Regions from separate parts of the Homo sapiens genome. Here region 2 is linked to region 1. The links are chromatin loops, found by intact Hi-C in ENCODE. Cell type or tissue: endothelial cell of umbilical vein. All regions are shown on one strand.

The links. Hi-C counts contacts between places; a loop is a spot of excess contacts. Peaks named below come from ENCODE experiments on the same cell type or tissue, not always from the same donor. Only the 100,000 strongest peaks of a DNase experiment are listed, where the experiment ranks them.
Region 2: it touches region 1 in a loop (26-fold over the local background); 4 of 110 quality-filtered maps call a loop at or near these places.

Annotation. Positions count from the first base shown.
Region 1 is chr15:60,581,124-60,589,123 of GRCh38, reverse strand. The region is part of intron 2 of RORA (RAR related orphan receptor A); the gene reads left to right. The region is part of intron 3 of RORA-AS1 (RORA antisense RNA 1); the gene reads right to left. Among named protein-coding and RNA genes, the nearest start is that of RORA-AS2, 96 kb to the left of the region's middle. RefSeq lists enhancers at 4,036-4,085, 7,744-8,000. In endothelial cell of umbilical vein, a CTCF peak has its summit at 3,183 (motif pointing left); DNase peaks (open chromatin) are centred at 3,143 and 6,553.
Region 2 is chr15:61,617,213-61,625,212 of GRCh38, reverse strand. All of the region lies in intron 2 of LOC107984782 (a long non-coding RNA gene), which reads left to right. Among named protein-coding and RNA genes, the nearest start is that of LINC02349, 110 kb to the left of the region's middle. In endothelial cell of umbilical vein, a CTCF peak has its summit at 3,949 (motif pointing right); no DNase peak of the experiment used is centred here.

The DNA.
Region 1 (8,000 bases):
TTGTTACTTGTGATGGGAAGGATTGGGAGAAGGTGATGGCTGGATCTTGAAAAGAGAAAACCCAAATGGTTGCCACTACTGAGCAGAATGCTTATCTGGCAAGAAGGGATCAGTTCTTTTAAAGACAAAGAGGATTTCTGAATCCATTTGTCCATGGGAGGAGGGAGAAGCCTGGACCCTCCATGAAGTAGAGAGTATTTTAAAAGCACCATTTTCATGGGCAGCCTCTTGATTTTATATATTTCAATCACGTTACTTGAGATACAAAGCAGCAGCATGCACAAGTAAACCCTTTTGCCCACGATTTGAATTGAGAACCATATAATTTATTTAATGCTGCCCAGTCATGAAATAATGTAATTTCTAAACAGAAATAGTCATTTAGAAATATACAGTATGTCATCTAAACCTTAGCTCTTTAATATGTAGTAGATACACTTGTAAATATATTAATAATTCTCATTAGTCTCCTTTTTCTCCTATCTTTCCCTCCCACTCAAGTGAGACACAATAAAAGTGGATGAGATCAGCAAGGTGATAATTGCAAAGCACCTACAATAGCACCCAACCACTTTCTTATTTGCTCTGGGGTATCTAGGAAAATAATATTTATAAATGGCCACTTACTGGAGAAAAGTTACTGGATGGATGGATGGATGGATGGATGGATGGATGAATAGATTTGCAGAGGTAGATGTAGGGTTCAGTTTTCTTAAAAATCTCTTAAATTATTATAGGGATCAACAAAACCCCTTATGTGGAACAAATTTCCTAAGAATACTCTGTCATGGAAATGTTTTCTGCATTCATTTTTACTATTTACAGCACTTATTAGTAAGAAATCAAGGCTGCCTTTATGTATTTCATATTTAATAATTTTAAAGCCATAATTAGACACTCAGAGTCAGCAGCTACACCACTTTTATGTTTCTCTACTTAAAAAACAGTTTTTTTGGAGCCATCCACCAGTGACAAGTCAGGTGTGAATTGACATTTGATAGTATCTCAAAGACCACATACAGACCCTCTGAGGAATGATTTACAAGTTCTGTCTCCCCCATCTAGCTATTCTACTGAAGATAACTCCCTTCCATCCCAACCTTTTGATTCATGAACTGAGAGAGTCGTAGTCAGAGCTTTTTCTATCCGTCAGTATTTTGTGTGACATGATAGAACATGATTTTTCTGTTAATTGTCAAGAGATAGGAGGTCTAAATAGATGGATAATAGCATATACTATCCAATGGGCAAAATGCAAGGAAGCAGCTGAAATCTTTTGTTTCTGGATTTTCTTTTTGGAATGAAATTTGTTAGCCCTCATCATATTTTCAGGAGATAATACGATAACTTTAAAAATCTTTGCTCCTGTGGGTATAAAAAATAATGTCAAGATTATTCCCTAGGTTTTCCAGTTATTTCATTTTTTAAAATGTTACTGCTTCTGAAGTTTACTAGGCATTTCATAAACAAATAGGGAGATGATGCTAATCTATATTTATTTTGTGCTTTATGGTTTACAAACACTCTTACATCATTTAATCCTCCATAGAGAGTCACTGATAGTCCCATCAGTGACTGATGAAGAAACTGAGGCTCACAGAGGTTGCGTTATAGCCTAGCTTTTCCATCTGATAACGTGAAACAAGAACTACAACCCTAATTTCTATCTTCATGCCTCCCCTGGAGGAAGCTGTGAAAAACGTCCTGGATATAACTTTGTCTCTAGTTAGTGGAAATTATAACTCTGGCATTTATATGGGAAAAAAATAGATCCAATTATGTAATGCTTTGCTGAGCCTAATATCTTTAAATTACTATTTAATAAAATCAGTTTGGTACAAATGGGGTTATTCTTATTTGCTTATCATTAGCTCTCTTCAACCATGATTTTCATTAAGTCTGCTTGTTTTAAGAGGATATGAGTGAAATATAAGCATTATTTTCCCCAAGAATACAGAATACCATGAAGTACAGCTAACCTGTGTAACCAATCGCCATTATGATAGAATTGAGAGATATATCTATATGTTCCACTTATCCTTAGGCAAAGGGAACATTCACAAATGCATCTTCTAATTTTAATATGACTTTGTGTAGTATAAAGCTTACGAATTCTCGTGCTTGTGAGTGCTGTCGTGTTTGTTTTCATGACAGCTTAGGGGCATGATTGTAGATCTATTCTTGAGAAATCGTTTGTCTTTTAGAAAATCACGTGAAGTCTAAAAGTTTTCAAGTAGATCTGAAAAATCTCATTTCTCACTTAGTGGGGAATGGCCTTAATGACTGCTGGATTAAGGTGTGTTTGTCTGAAAGCAAATAAGGATTATTTCAGTCTCAGACGAAACCTTTAAAGTCACTCAGATGAATGTCTCACTGGGATTTGGACCCTGCCCACAATATTTCTGCCAAGTAGTTATCTGGTTATGCTGGAACACCTCCAACGATGGGGAACTCACTATCTTTAAAGGTAGGTTACTCCATCTTGAATTAGAAAAGTCTTTTTATATCAAGCATAACTCTCTCCTTTGTACTTTTAATCCCTTAATTCTGATCCTTTCCTTTGGGGCTGTGCAGAACACATTTAATCCATCTTTCAAATGAAAGACTGTAAGTCATTTGAAGACTAGTACTGTAACACACACATGCACACGCACACACACACACACACCCCTCTAATACGTAATATCTGCTGTCCCTCTCCAGTCCTTTTTGCTGTAAGTGTGGTTCTGCCTTCCCACAATCTTGGTCAGTTTCTTCCTCAAACACACTTCAGTTTGCCTAGAACCACTTGAAATTTTAATGCCAAAGATGGACCCCAAGTGCCAGTTGTGATATAATTGACTTGGCACTTAACCCAGCACATAGTAAAGAGGCAGCCATGACTTAAAGATGAAAAACTTTTGTTTTAAAATTTTAAAGATAACATCAGCTAGCTGTATCTCTAGCACCTCTCACCACCAGTCTTTGTGATATCATTGTTTGTGAAAGTGGACTTTTGAACTGTTTAGGAATACTTTTAGTTCCATTTGAAGTTGATTATTAAGTATCCAGGAAAATCAAAGATACTACAAAAATAATTAAAGGAACATTAGAAGCATTTCAGGTATTTTTCTGCCGCATGTCAGATATGAGATAAGGCTGCCCTCTAGTGGTTACTTGCACATGGACGGCTAAACCCATAATGGTGCCAGTGAATTTCCCATCAGGCTAGTGGGAAGGTCAAAGGTTGTAGTTATTTTCTTAATTGGAATGAGACATTTCTATTCCAGATTCAAAAGTTTAACTCGTTGTTCTTCATGGTTATCAGAAATGTAACTGTGGAAGGGATACTGAATTTTAAAAGTTTGCTTGGCAGGAAGTAAAGGAAAAAAAATTTTTAACTTAAAGCTGATTTATTTGCTGTTTGGCTCAATATTAAATTTAAGTGAAATTTGGTTTGTGAGTCAACAATTGTTATGACATTTTTAGTAATCCTCGTATTTTTTTAAGTTTCAAACTCCATTCTAATTCCCAACCCTTGAATATCTTTTAAAAAGAGGTCGTCATTTGATGAGCTAAATTCAGCGTTTCCCCTTTTTAAATCTAGAGCTTTTCTTTTTCAAAAATGATAAACATTTAGTAAAAAAGTAAACTACAGTAGCTTTTGGGGGGTAATAAAACAATTTTAAACATGGATGAAAAAAACTATTAACCCCTTGGTTTCTGAAGATTTATGGTTAGATCATTTGGTTCACTTAAGTATATACAGTTTGCCTAAAAAATAAGATAGAGGATATGTCAGAAACTCTGCATGAGGTAGCGACAAGCATTCATTTGCATATTTTTTAGGATAAATAGATAATACAAGTGGATTGTGGATTTGGATTTTGGTGTTATAACAAGTGTGAAACAATGGTAAAACAATCTGATTTCTGTGTCGGAATCTGAGGAATGAATATAGATCTTCCTATTTGCTTAAATGTTATTTGTTCCTGGTGCTACACAGAGGTATAAGAATGCACGTTTATATGAATTTTGCATTGCTGAAGAAGTCAAAGCTGATCTGAGCTAGAATAACCAGGGTAATAATAATGACAAATAATCACCAGGCTTGTAAAGGATAATAGTGCTTACGTGTTCCTATTAGAAAGATGAAATTGCAGCGTTTCATGAAAAAGAAGAAAAAAAATAAAAAGCAAGGAAAAACTGCTGTTTAAACCTTTCTATCATAGAAATAAGGCAGTGGTTCAGAAGTGAAGACTTGTGGTTAAGTTTCAGATCAGTTATTGAAGCCAACCGTTTTACAAACTGCGCCACCCAGAAGTGTGATTTTTTTTCACCACATGAGAAGTATTCTCTTTTTCACAGAATGTTATTTTCATTTTTCGGTTGTTGGAAAGGTTTTTTTTCTCCTTCTTTTTATTTGTTCATCTCACTTCAAATCTTCTGTAGAACAGTGGGTGAAAATAAGTAAATAAATTTGTTTCAGCAAATACTTAAGTGCCTATTGTGTGCTAGGTAATTCAGGTACCACCTTTGTGCTTTTATAATAGGAGCTGAGACACCTTCCTCCCAATCAAGTGTCTTAAGCCATGAATCAGCATTTAAAAAATGCACTGAGAAGTTGGCAGCCACACTTAGTCAGAGAAGGCTGCTTTATGGCTGTTGGACTTACACATTTGCATTTGCTATAAGCTACATGCCATTTAAAACAAAGGAGATTTCTGTGACATGCCAAACAATGCAATGAAATGTTAATGTAACTGGATAAAGTCAAACCCTATACTTATGGATGAACATGATTTGCTTCCACATAAGCCATAAGTTAGCTCTAAAATCCTGCCTGAAACAGTGGTTCTGAAACTGTAGAGTAGAACCCATACTCCAGAGAGTCTTAAGAAGGCGGATCCCTGGGTCTCACACAGAGTTTGATTCTGTCAGTCTGGGGTGAGGCCCACGAAGGCATGTATTTACACAGCATCTCAGATGTTTCTGATGCAACTGGTCCTTAGGCCTCACTTTGTGAAGCTCTCTGTTCTAGCCTGTCAGAGCCAGGTGGACCGCAGAGTCCTCCAGTCCTCTAGTGGTTCCCAAATGTCATTGATCTTCACAGTCATCTGGGAAGCATTTAAAAAATAAATGCCTTTCTCCAGCAACACCTGCACAGATCCTGCTTCCAAAAGCCTAGGAGGGGAGGCCAAGGAATCTTCTTTTGTAAAAGATCCTCTTGTGAGGATAAGACAGGTTTGGGAACCACTGCTCGGGGCTAACCCTTTCCTCTTACTCACGAGGAAAGGGAATCTCAGAAAGGTAAATTATATTAAGGTAACCATTCACTTCTCTTTAGTTCACTCCCTTCAGCATGGAAGAGGTGCCAGATGTGAGCAATTTCTGGCATTGTTATTAACACACTTGAAATATTTTTCTGTTAACTTTGGCCTTGCTATCAACCAGCATGCAGAAGCAAGTGGGCAGACTGTTCCCTCAAATCTCTTACCCCAAGTGGCCCAAACAGGAGAGAACCCTGAGGCTGTTTTGGTGCTGGAGGCTGCTGTGAGACTTTTCAAATACTGTACTCCTTTTCGTCATAAAGCCTTGTCCAGAAGCCCCAGCCTCTGCATGTGACATAGACACAATGTATTTTAGCCTTCACTGTGTGCCTGGGCTGGGTCTTGCCAATACTGTGACCACTTAGCAGGAGCAGGCTAAGAGTCTTACTGCAGAAGTCAAGGCCAACTCAGTGGAAACAGTGATGTCTTTTCAAGGTTGCTTTATTCAGCGACAAAGTAAAGGTTTCAGTGCCCTGGAAGCTGATCAGTGCTTCCTGTTTAGCACATGGCCTTTCTCAGGCACTGAGCATCTGGTGTGTATCTGCCAGTGTCCAGGCTCTGGAGGTGACATCCAAACAGGGGAGACCAAATGCTGCCTTCGTGCAGCTTAGATTCTAGTCTGGTGGGATAGATGAAAGTAGACTTCCTCTGGCTGGTGTGGAGAAGGACTACCTGCCTGCTTCCACACTGCGACACCAGCCCCCTTTTTCTTTTGAAAATGCTGGTGTAGTATCTATCTCATTATTGTGGCAGATGTGATGCTGGCGGCCGAGGGGACAGCAGTGATCATGTCAGTCTCTGGTCTCTGTGAGTGTACATTCTGGTGGGAGAGGTAGGTAATACTTAAGTAAACATATCAATGAACTAGATAAATGCAGATAATAACAACAGCTAGGCCAATGTAAAAACAGTATAATGGTTTAGAAATGCTTATGGCCTCATGGGTCAACATCAGGGAACTGAATCAAAAAATTTTCCCAACTGATGGTGAACATTTTGCAATAGACCTCACAGGTCATCTGCTCCCAACCTGGTCTGCGTATTAATCTATCTAAAGAGTTTTTAAAAGATATATAAGCCCAGGCTGTGCTCTTACAGATTTCTGATTTTACTGGTCCCAAGGTGTAGAGCTCAAGTATTGCTACATTTTTAAAGATAACTCAGATAATTCTGGTTGAGAAACCTCTGAAGCCCAACACCCTCACTTTGTACATGAGTCACCCTGTCCGCAGTGTAGCAAAACAATGTTGAGTAGTGGAAACCCCCCTACATAGGGTGGGGGAAGATGAAGATATGGGTTATTGTCCCAGATCTGCGATGCAATAATTGTCAGGTTAAACCTCAGTTGTTCACTTTCCCTGTTTTTAAAGTTAAAGGGTTGGACTTGGTAGTCACCAAGATCTTTTCCATCTCTACCGTTCTATGAAAGTGTTTCTATTAAAACAGAAACATGCTCTAGTTTCTTGTTTGAGACTTGGGAGAGGCAAACAAATGCCTCCTACTTTCCTTATTCCCTGTCTCTACCCTTAATTGCTATAGGTCCTTCTATCAGCTAATCAGTTCCTTTTGGAAGTGAAAATTTAAGACAGAAAGAGGTAATTACTTTATGCTATTTAAATAAATTTAAGAACAAGCAAGTTTTCATTAATATTAATAATAAATATGCCCAGATTTAGTTCTAGTAAATTACAGTCATACCTTATTTATCAAATTGTAGCCTAAAGCTTTTTCCGTTTTTGATGGTTGATTTAAAACCAAGGGGCGGGGGCAGTTGTTTAAAAATGGAAACCATGGAGTAGCCTTAACCATTGCGTACCACAGTAATTTTATTCTTTACCAAATATTCCAAGCCAGGAACCCAAAGAAATTGAGTCTCTCCCAATGTATCGTCTGCAGTTTATTAGCAAGCAGAAACAATGTATCTCTTGTGATGCCATCTTATTTTATAAAAAAGAAAAACAGAACTAAGCTCCAGCATGAAAAAATATCATTTAACTTCCTAATTTGAGACCTGGCATCTTTAAAAACTTGGATTTCATTGAAACATTTATTCAAAAAGACAGCAGTTCATTATAAACCAGCATGGTGTGATGTAAGCACCTTAAGTTTATTTCCTTGTGTGGAATTTCCCAGTGGGGTTTGATAATATTCAGCAGTTTCAGAAGCGATAAAGGAGTTTGAAAAGAAAATCTGATGGGAGCTGGTAAATGAAATTAGAGCCATATCTTTTTCAACAGAGATCTTTAAAGATTTGCATACCGCCTATTTTGTATATATCTAAGAAATTGTACCTCCATTGCATTCACAGCCACGTTTGCCCTAGACACAAGATTATGAAAAATCCTCCTCCTCTTAAGTTGCATCCGTAACATCAAGCAACTTTTGAAAATGATATTGTTTAACAAAACAATTGGTTTGATAGAAATCCATTTCAAAAGCAATGTTTCTACCACAAGCAAAATCTCGTAAAACAGAAGCATTTTGTTTCCACTATTGCAGAGAAACAAAGTTGTTTAAGATGAGTTAAGATGTCTCAGGGTTTTGGCAGTCTTTCTAAGCCCCCTGCTGCTGTTACGTTCAGAATCCCTTTTGAAGTGGCCTGGAAGTTTCTATGCAATTTCAGTGGCTGCTTAGGGGAAATATTGGCTAAACTGCTCATTTCGACTGTTAAGATGGATCGAGTGTTTTCAG
Region 2 (8,000 bases), 1.0 Mb before region 1:
GAAAAGACATACGTTTTAGAAAATCACATATTTATCAACTTCTAAGTGAATTTGCTGACCCATGATAATGTTAGGCCAGTAGTCTTTATACAAAATCTCAAATACTTTCTCATGCCTGACACAAACCTAGCAATGCGCCAGGATTTGGGACTGAAGAAAACCAAAACGACCTGCCTCGTTGTTGAGTTGTGCTTTTAATTTTTGTGAAGTGACTTTCCTCATCACTTCACAAAGCCTAACTTATTCCTCAGGATGACAATCAGGACATGACAGAACCAAGAAGGAAGGAAGCTAAGGACTCATGCCAATGTGTGTCACTGAATAAGCTTGCGCCTCATGTCTGCAGAGCATGGGTCTCCCCAGACCACCTTCTCCTCCATTTGGACAGATCTTGACATTCTGTATTCAGCCCTCATCTCAAATTTACCATGTACAAAGAAACATCTGGAGAATTTGTAAAACATAGACTCCTGGGCTACAGAGATTCTGATTCAGTAGGTTTAGCACAAGGCCCAAGAATTTGCACATTTAACATGCCCCCTCGAACCTTCCTTAAGAATTGCTCAACTCTGCAAGGAGCAAGCTCATTCTCACCACTGTCTGTTTGTCTTTACTTTCCCCCCACTGATACACCTTCATCATTCCTCTTCACCCATCTCAATTCTATCCATTCTTGAAAATCTTGTACCAACTCTGCCTCTGCCATAAGCCTTCCGCAGCTACTCTGATCTCTCTCTCTCCCTTTCTGTCTCTCCACCTTAAAAAGAAATTAAACCTTTTGGATCATTCTCAATCACATGATCTCAGACTCAGCCATTCTCTGGTTTGTGGAAGGGGAGGGAGTGTGATATTGGACGGATGATTGATTTGCCCAGATCTTGAGGAATGGGCACGTATCTGTTTCCCATCTCCAGTCGAAGTCAAGCTGACACCAGATGCCACTGGGGGTTTCAGTTATTCCCCATCATAGCCACAGCTTGCCCAAACTGCAGGAAACTGGGCAGGAACGGCCCCCCGCATCCTAGACCTTAGACCCACAAAGTCTGCTTGGTTGAAAAAGCGCTCCCCTTCCTGTCCCAACGTGTAGAGTTCTAAAAGTCAGAGTGGGCTGTGAGAAGCCCTACTTAACCTGTACAGGCCGCTCGTCTCGGCACCGTTTCCCGAGCCCTTGGTTATTTTTACTCTCTCTGAGCTTCTTCCCATTCTTCAGGTGCTGGACGAGGTGGTGTTCATTTGGCTTTGCTTCTGACACAAGATAAACGAGCTTGGGGCCTTCGGCGATTCACTCTGGCTGCCAGGGGGTTCCAAAATAGCAAACTATTTTTCATAACAGCAACGTGATATGAAGGGAGATGCAGCAGGTGCACTCCGCTTTCCCCTCGCCGTCTGGGGCATGTGGTGGAGGGAGAGGATTCATTAAGTTTGCACTTGTGTCCAGGAAAAAGAAGGGACCTGCTCTCGCAGTGGCCATTCCCCTTTGGCTGGGTCAAGGTCTCACTTCCTGAAGGCGAATCTCGTCCTTGGGCAAGGTGGAAGTGCAGTAAAACAGCAGTCCGGGCGCCCCCATAGAGTTCAATGCCTTTTTCTTTTTCCTCATAGAAAGATAAGGTTAGAAATGTGACTATCTGCTGAGTATTTTTTTTCTAACACTACCTTGTATGTTAAACAAAAGAGCAAGATTTCTTAAAAGTTTCAAATATTTGACACTATAGTTCATTAAATGTAGGGTCATTTCAGAAAGTTCAAAGAGGAAACTTCTCTTTTATTTTCTCTTTTTCCAAAGATGTAGAAGTGAAAGATCAAACTGTCGTTGCCTCTTTGAGTTCCTCCCTCATTCTCTTGGCTCATTAGAAAAAAAAAACTTTTCATGGCACTATTCACTATTAAAAGGTTGTCCCCAGCCCTGCATCTTCTAGTCCCCCCATCCTCCATCATGAATTATGTACATGTTTTTAGAATGAAAATTATAACAAAGCAAGGTGGATTTTAATTTATATTTACATGTATTGTGAGTTTCCTTTTGATGTTTCTCCCCTATCAACTTACTAGATCTTCTTGGCCAGAGATGAATTAAAAGTGAAATTAAAGTATATGTGATGATGATGATGATGATGATGATGTTCATGATATGGGCTTCTCGAAGTTGGGGTGAGGCTTAGGAGACAAATATTTTGTAAAAATGTTCAGAGTCAAGGTCAGAGTGAGAGAGCAAGTATTATGTAAAAGCTACATGTTAGTGAGTTGTAATTCAGTGCATAAGACACCGGAATCTGTCTTATCATACATCTTAATTTAAACATTTCTTTTCCCAGGGGACCACAGAGTACATAGTGCATGAATAAATAAATGCCATGACTTATTTTGGAGTCCCCAGTCATAATATAATTATATGCATTGCAAATTTTCATATGCTACTTTTAGTTTCTAGGGTTTCTTAAAACAATTATTAAACTGCATTGCAGGAAGAGATCTACCTCGATTCAGCTATGAAAATGGAATCGGAGAAGCTAGTCACATTAGACAGCAGAATCCTTCCACTGTGAGCTTGATCACATCAGAGAAATGGTGATTACAGTTTACATGGAGTTATACTAATTACTGGCCTGGCTCAACGAGCCTAGAAAAACCAGATATAGACAGAGTTGTGACTCTCTCTTATTGTCTTGTCTTGCTGGGTTTTAGAGACCATTCCTCTTCTCAAATCATTGGTAGCTCCTAATCCCACCAGAGGAAAATAATACATTTTTTCCTCCTTAAGAACAGCTTTTTCTTTCTGTGGGTCACCAAGATCCATTTGCTAAATAACTCTTGAAGTCTAAAAAATTGTCTCTGAGTAGTCAGAAGAGGTGAATTCAACCTTGCGAAGTTATCTAAAATCATCATCCTCCTTAAGCCTTTTCTCTTTATGCAGTGTATAAGTCCTACCCACATGGGGTAATTTGTCGTCTTCTGCTCTCTCTCTAGCTTTGATTTCCACATTTCATTCAATTTCTCTTTATTAAGAAAATATAAGAGAGATGCAGGATAGTGGAGCAGTTAAATGCACTGGCTTGCAACCACACAGACCTGGGTTTGAGTCCTATATTTTCTACTGCCTACGTATTTACCAGCTGTGTGACCCTTGGTAAGTTACTTAACCTCTCTGTGCTGCAGCTTTCGCATGTAAAAAGGTGATAGTAATAATTCTTATCTTAGTGGGTTGTTGTGAGGACTGCAGGAGATACTGCATATAAAGAGTCCAGCAGAGTGCCCATGTGATTCTAATAAATATTATCAATTATCATATCAAAAGCATCTCACTACAGTACATCTACTCAGCTTGTAATTCTCAGTCCAATCAAATTAAGAAATCTGGAAAACAATCGATCTTTGCACTAACATGATTTGGGTGCTGAATTATTCTCTTTCATTTTCTCATGTTAAGGAAAATCCATAATTTTCTGAACAGACGTACCCTTCTCTCCCATATCCTCCAGTCTCATGTACACTAAATTTGCTGCGTTTGTGGTGGCTGTACTCTCTTAAGACCAGATGAAAAGGAATTGAGCAGCAAAGCAGGGTTTGTGGTTGTTTTTTGTTTGTTTGTTTTGTTTTTTGCCTATCCAAATACAGTGACTTATTTTCTCTCTCTAAGTATTTTGGGTCCTAGGTGAAGGCTCAAGCTCTGGGCACATGAGGTCCCCAGGAGACTGGTGATGATCAATCATCATTGACATTCTTTCCACTTAAACCAGGAGCTCAGAACTTTAAACACATTGTAAAGAGTCTACATTGGTCCAATTAGGCTTCAGCTCTAAAGTAACCTGATAGTGCTGTATGGGAGAGATAACTGTGGCTAATAGGCCTGAGTGTGCAAGATAGGGGCCAGCCTCCTAAGGCAAAGTGTGGGAGAGGCAGACTCATGAATGAAGGTCGTGGACAAGGATGGCACTCCAGCGACTGTGGCCAGCAGGTGGGGCCACAGCCCATCTCCACCAGCCAGGTGCATCTCCCTGGATGCTTTCTGGCTGCTTTCTTTGATTTTCATTTTTATTTTAGAACTTGATTTCTCCTCCCTCCTTTTTTTATTGTTGCTACGAAATTTATTTTATGTTGCCATGAAGATTTTTTTCCTTTTCTTTCTTCATTCCCGTTCAATTCACTCCACACATATTTGAGTGTCTACTATGCACCAGGCACTGATTCAGGTACTGCCACTATAGGATTGACTAAGACTCATGGGGTCTCTGTGTTTTGGGTGCTGACATTTAGAGATGTAAGACAGTGCTTCCCAAACATCAGTGTGTGTTAAAACCACCTGGGGTCTGTGAAAATGCAGATTCCAATTCAGGAAGTCTGAGGAGGAGCTACAGACCATCGCTCTTAGGTCTAAGAAATAAGCTCCTCAGTAATGCAGGTGCTGCTGGCCCAAGCCCCATCCTTCACATAACAAGAACGTGAGGAAATGCTGTTCCCTTTCCTCCTCTAAATGACTGGCTGAGTGTCCTCATTTGTGTTAGCAGAGTTTAACAACATCACAGACTTGATCTTTCCTATGAGACCATCAGCTTTGTTCTGTGACCCTGACCTAGGCCACCTTTCACCCAAACATCTGAGGGGTACAGGGGAAATGAGTGGGAGGATATAGATAAATGACTGGCTGCCCCGCCCCCCAGCTTTCCGTCCTGGCCAAATCCTGTGTCATACTGTGAGTGGGACCACTGAGGACTCATTGTATGCACAGGACAGCTCCTGACTCCTAGATAGATGGTAATAGTACTTTAAACACACAGAATGATATAGCTCCTCTCTGGTAACTGGGGTGCCATTTACTAATTTGCTGCTCTTACATGACTAATTTAACTCTAGTTGCTACTCAGTCATCAGGGAGTCACTTATTCACAAAGCAGAATCAGGCTAAATAAATATTAGGAAGCTGGGAAAAGAGGCAGATGAAAGTAGAGAGTGAGAGTTAGCTTTTAATGCAGGCTAGAAACTTGCTGGGGTTTAAGGCAGATCCTCATTTAGTGCATAAATGCAGATTCTTCGTCTGTTTTTAAGTCCCGCTGACCCTAAATGAATAGAATCCTGTAGCAGACAGCAGCGACCTTCTCTTCTAATAAGAATCACATTCCAACAGAATGTACGTTTCCAATTACTATGCAAAAACAATGGCAGAATTACTTAAAAATGTACAGCCCCCTAAGGGCTCTGTATGCTGTAGTCCATGTGAATCTATCATTTGCATGCAACTATTGTGGGGAACAACCGAATCCTCCATCACAGGCTATTTAATCAAGTGAGAAGCCCCTAAATTTCTTTGCAAAGATTCACAAATTCTGGAGCTAAATATGCAATTGGTAATGTATTCTGGCTGTCTGCACGCAGGCTTCCTTGTTTCATTCTGAATGGCATGGTGTTTGCGTTGACATTTAGATGATGGGTCATCTTGGATTTCTCCTGTTCACAGCTGGAACCTTAGTGGCATCTCCCATTAGTAATCACTGTGCTTTTTTCCCCCTAGTGACTGACCGTTTACAAACTAAGAAGAGGAAAAATTGTATATTTGGGTACTGACTATAGAAAGAAAATAAACTAACAGCACAGTTGGAAAGGTGCCTAGGGTTACTTTCTGTGGATAACTGAAGATCCAGTGGAAGTAAAGGACTCAGATCATGTGTTTCCCCCACCCTTACCCACCAGCTTCAGTGGCCAACTTGTTATTGGAGAGTTAAGTGAAAATAGTCTGTAAGGACAGACTCCAGGATTAACCACAGCCACTAATGCAATAAGATTTGGGGCAGGTGGAAAGATTTGTCCCTACAAGTATCTACTTTTCTGACCTATAATGTATGTGGAATTCTCCCTTGATTTTACCTATTTGTGCCTTTGAAGTCACCTGTTGAGATTCAAGAGTGTTTTTTGGGTAGGGCTCCCATCAGAAAGCCCTGGAAGTCACAAATGCTTTGGCATCACTTATTTATCAGCTTCAGCATTCTGAAGCAAGGCCCCGAGGGACCAGTGGGCCTAAAGGGTGGGGGAAGCAGGCCAGAGGCAATGCTTTAACACATGGAAGCCCCAAGCAATGAAAATACAGTGGTCCCTGCCCTCAGTATGCAATGCAAAATAAAGAGCATCCTATACTAGACAATAAGTGTAAGCAAAAAAAGAGTTTTGTGGGGGTTTTGGGAGGTAAGAAGAAAACACGAAATCTACTGTCATATAATTTTAAATGTAGAGTGTATTATTGCTAACTATAAGGACAATGTTGTAATGTTGCAGAGCAGATCCCTAGAACTTTTGCTTCTTGCATAACTGAAACTCTATACCCATTGAACAGCAATTCCCCATTTCCTCCTCCCCTATCACCAGGCCACCACCATTCTACTTTCTGTTGCTGTGAGTTTGATACCTGTAAATGAAATCAGACGGTATTTGTCCTTCTGTGACTGGTTTATTTCACTTAGCATAATGTCCTCAAGGTTCATCCACGTTGTAGCATATGACAAAATCTCCTTTTTTATGGCTGAATAATATTCTGTGGTATGTATATACCACATTTTCTTTACCTATTCATTCTTCCGTGGGCATTTGGTTGTTTCCACCTCTTGGTTATTGTGAATAATGCTGCAATCCATGGGAGTACAAATATCTCTTTGAGATCCTGATTGCATATGGTAGTAGTTCTATTTTTATTTTTTTTTTAGGACACTTCAGCTGTTTTCCATAGCAGCTGCACCATTTTGCATTCCCACCAACAATACATAAGCATTCCAATTTCTCTACATCCTTGCCAACACTTATTTTCTGTTTTGTTTTTTGTTTTTTGATTGTGGCCATCATAACAGGTGTGAGGTGAGATCTCATTGTGCTTTTCATTTGCATTTCCCTGATAATTAATGATACTGAACAGCTTTCCACATACCTGTTGGCCATTTGTATGTCTTCTTTGGAGAAATGTCCATTCAAGTCCTTTGCCCATTTTTTAATCAAGATGTCTGCTTCTTGTTTGCTTTGCTTTTGGGTTGTAGGAGTTTCTTACATATTTTGGATATTAACCCCTTATCAGATATATGGTTTTAAAATATCTTCCATTCTATAGATTGTCTCATTGTTCTGTTGATTGTTCCCTTTGCTGTGCAGCAAGAAGCTTTTAATTTGCTGTAGTACCATTGTTCTATTTTTGCTTTTGTTGCCTGTACTTTTGATGTCACATCCAAGAAATGTTTTCTTCTAGGAGCTTTATTGTTTCAGGTCTTATGTTCAAGTTCTTCATCAATTTTGGTCTGATTTCTGAGAATGGTATAAAGTAAGGGTCCAATTTTATTCTTCTGTTGATGGATATCCAGTTTTAGCCACACCATTTGTTTAACAGACTGTTTTTTCTGCATTGTATATTCTTGGCACTGTTGTGAAGGTCAGTTGATTGTATATACGTGGCTTTACTTCTGGGCTCTCTATTCTGTTCCATTGTGCTGTATGTCTGTCTTATTGCCAGTACCATACTGTTTTGATTACTCTAGCTTTGTAATATGTTTTGAAATCAGGAGTTATGAGACCTCCAGGTTTGTTGTTCTTTTTGAAGATTGTTTTGGCTATTCCAGGTCCTTTGTGGATATCAATATAAATTTTAGGATTTTTTTTTCTATTTCTGTTAAAAATGCTATTGGATTTTGATAGAAATTGCGTTTGATCTGTAGATTACTTTGGGTAGTATGACCATTTTAACAGTACTAAGTTTTCTAATATATGAGCACAAGATGTCTTTCCATTTGTTTGTGCCTTTTAATATTTCTTTTAGCAAGGTTTCATAATTTTCAGCATATAAGAATTTCATCTTATTGGTTGAGTTTATTTCCTAAGTATTTTATTCTTTTTGATTCTTTTGTAAATGGGATTGTTTTCTTAACTTTCTTTGTGGATTGCTCACTGTTAGTGTTTAGAAAAGTAACTGATTTTTGTGTATTTTGTATCCTGACTTTGGTATGCTTATTGAGTTTGTTGATTAGTCCTATCAGATT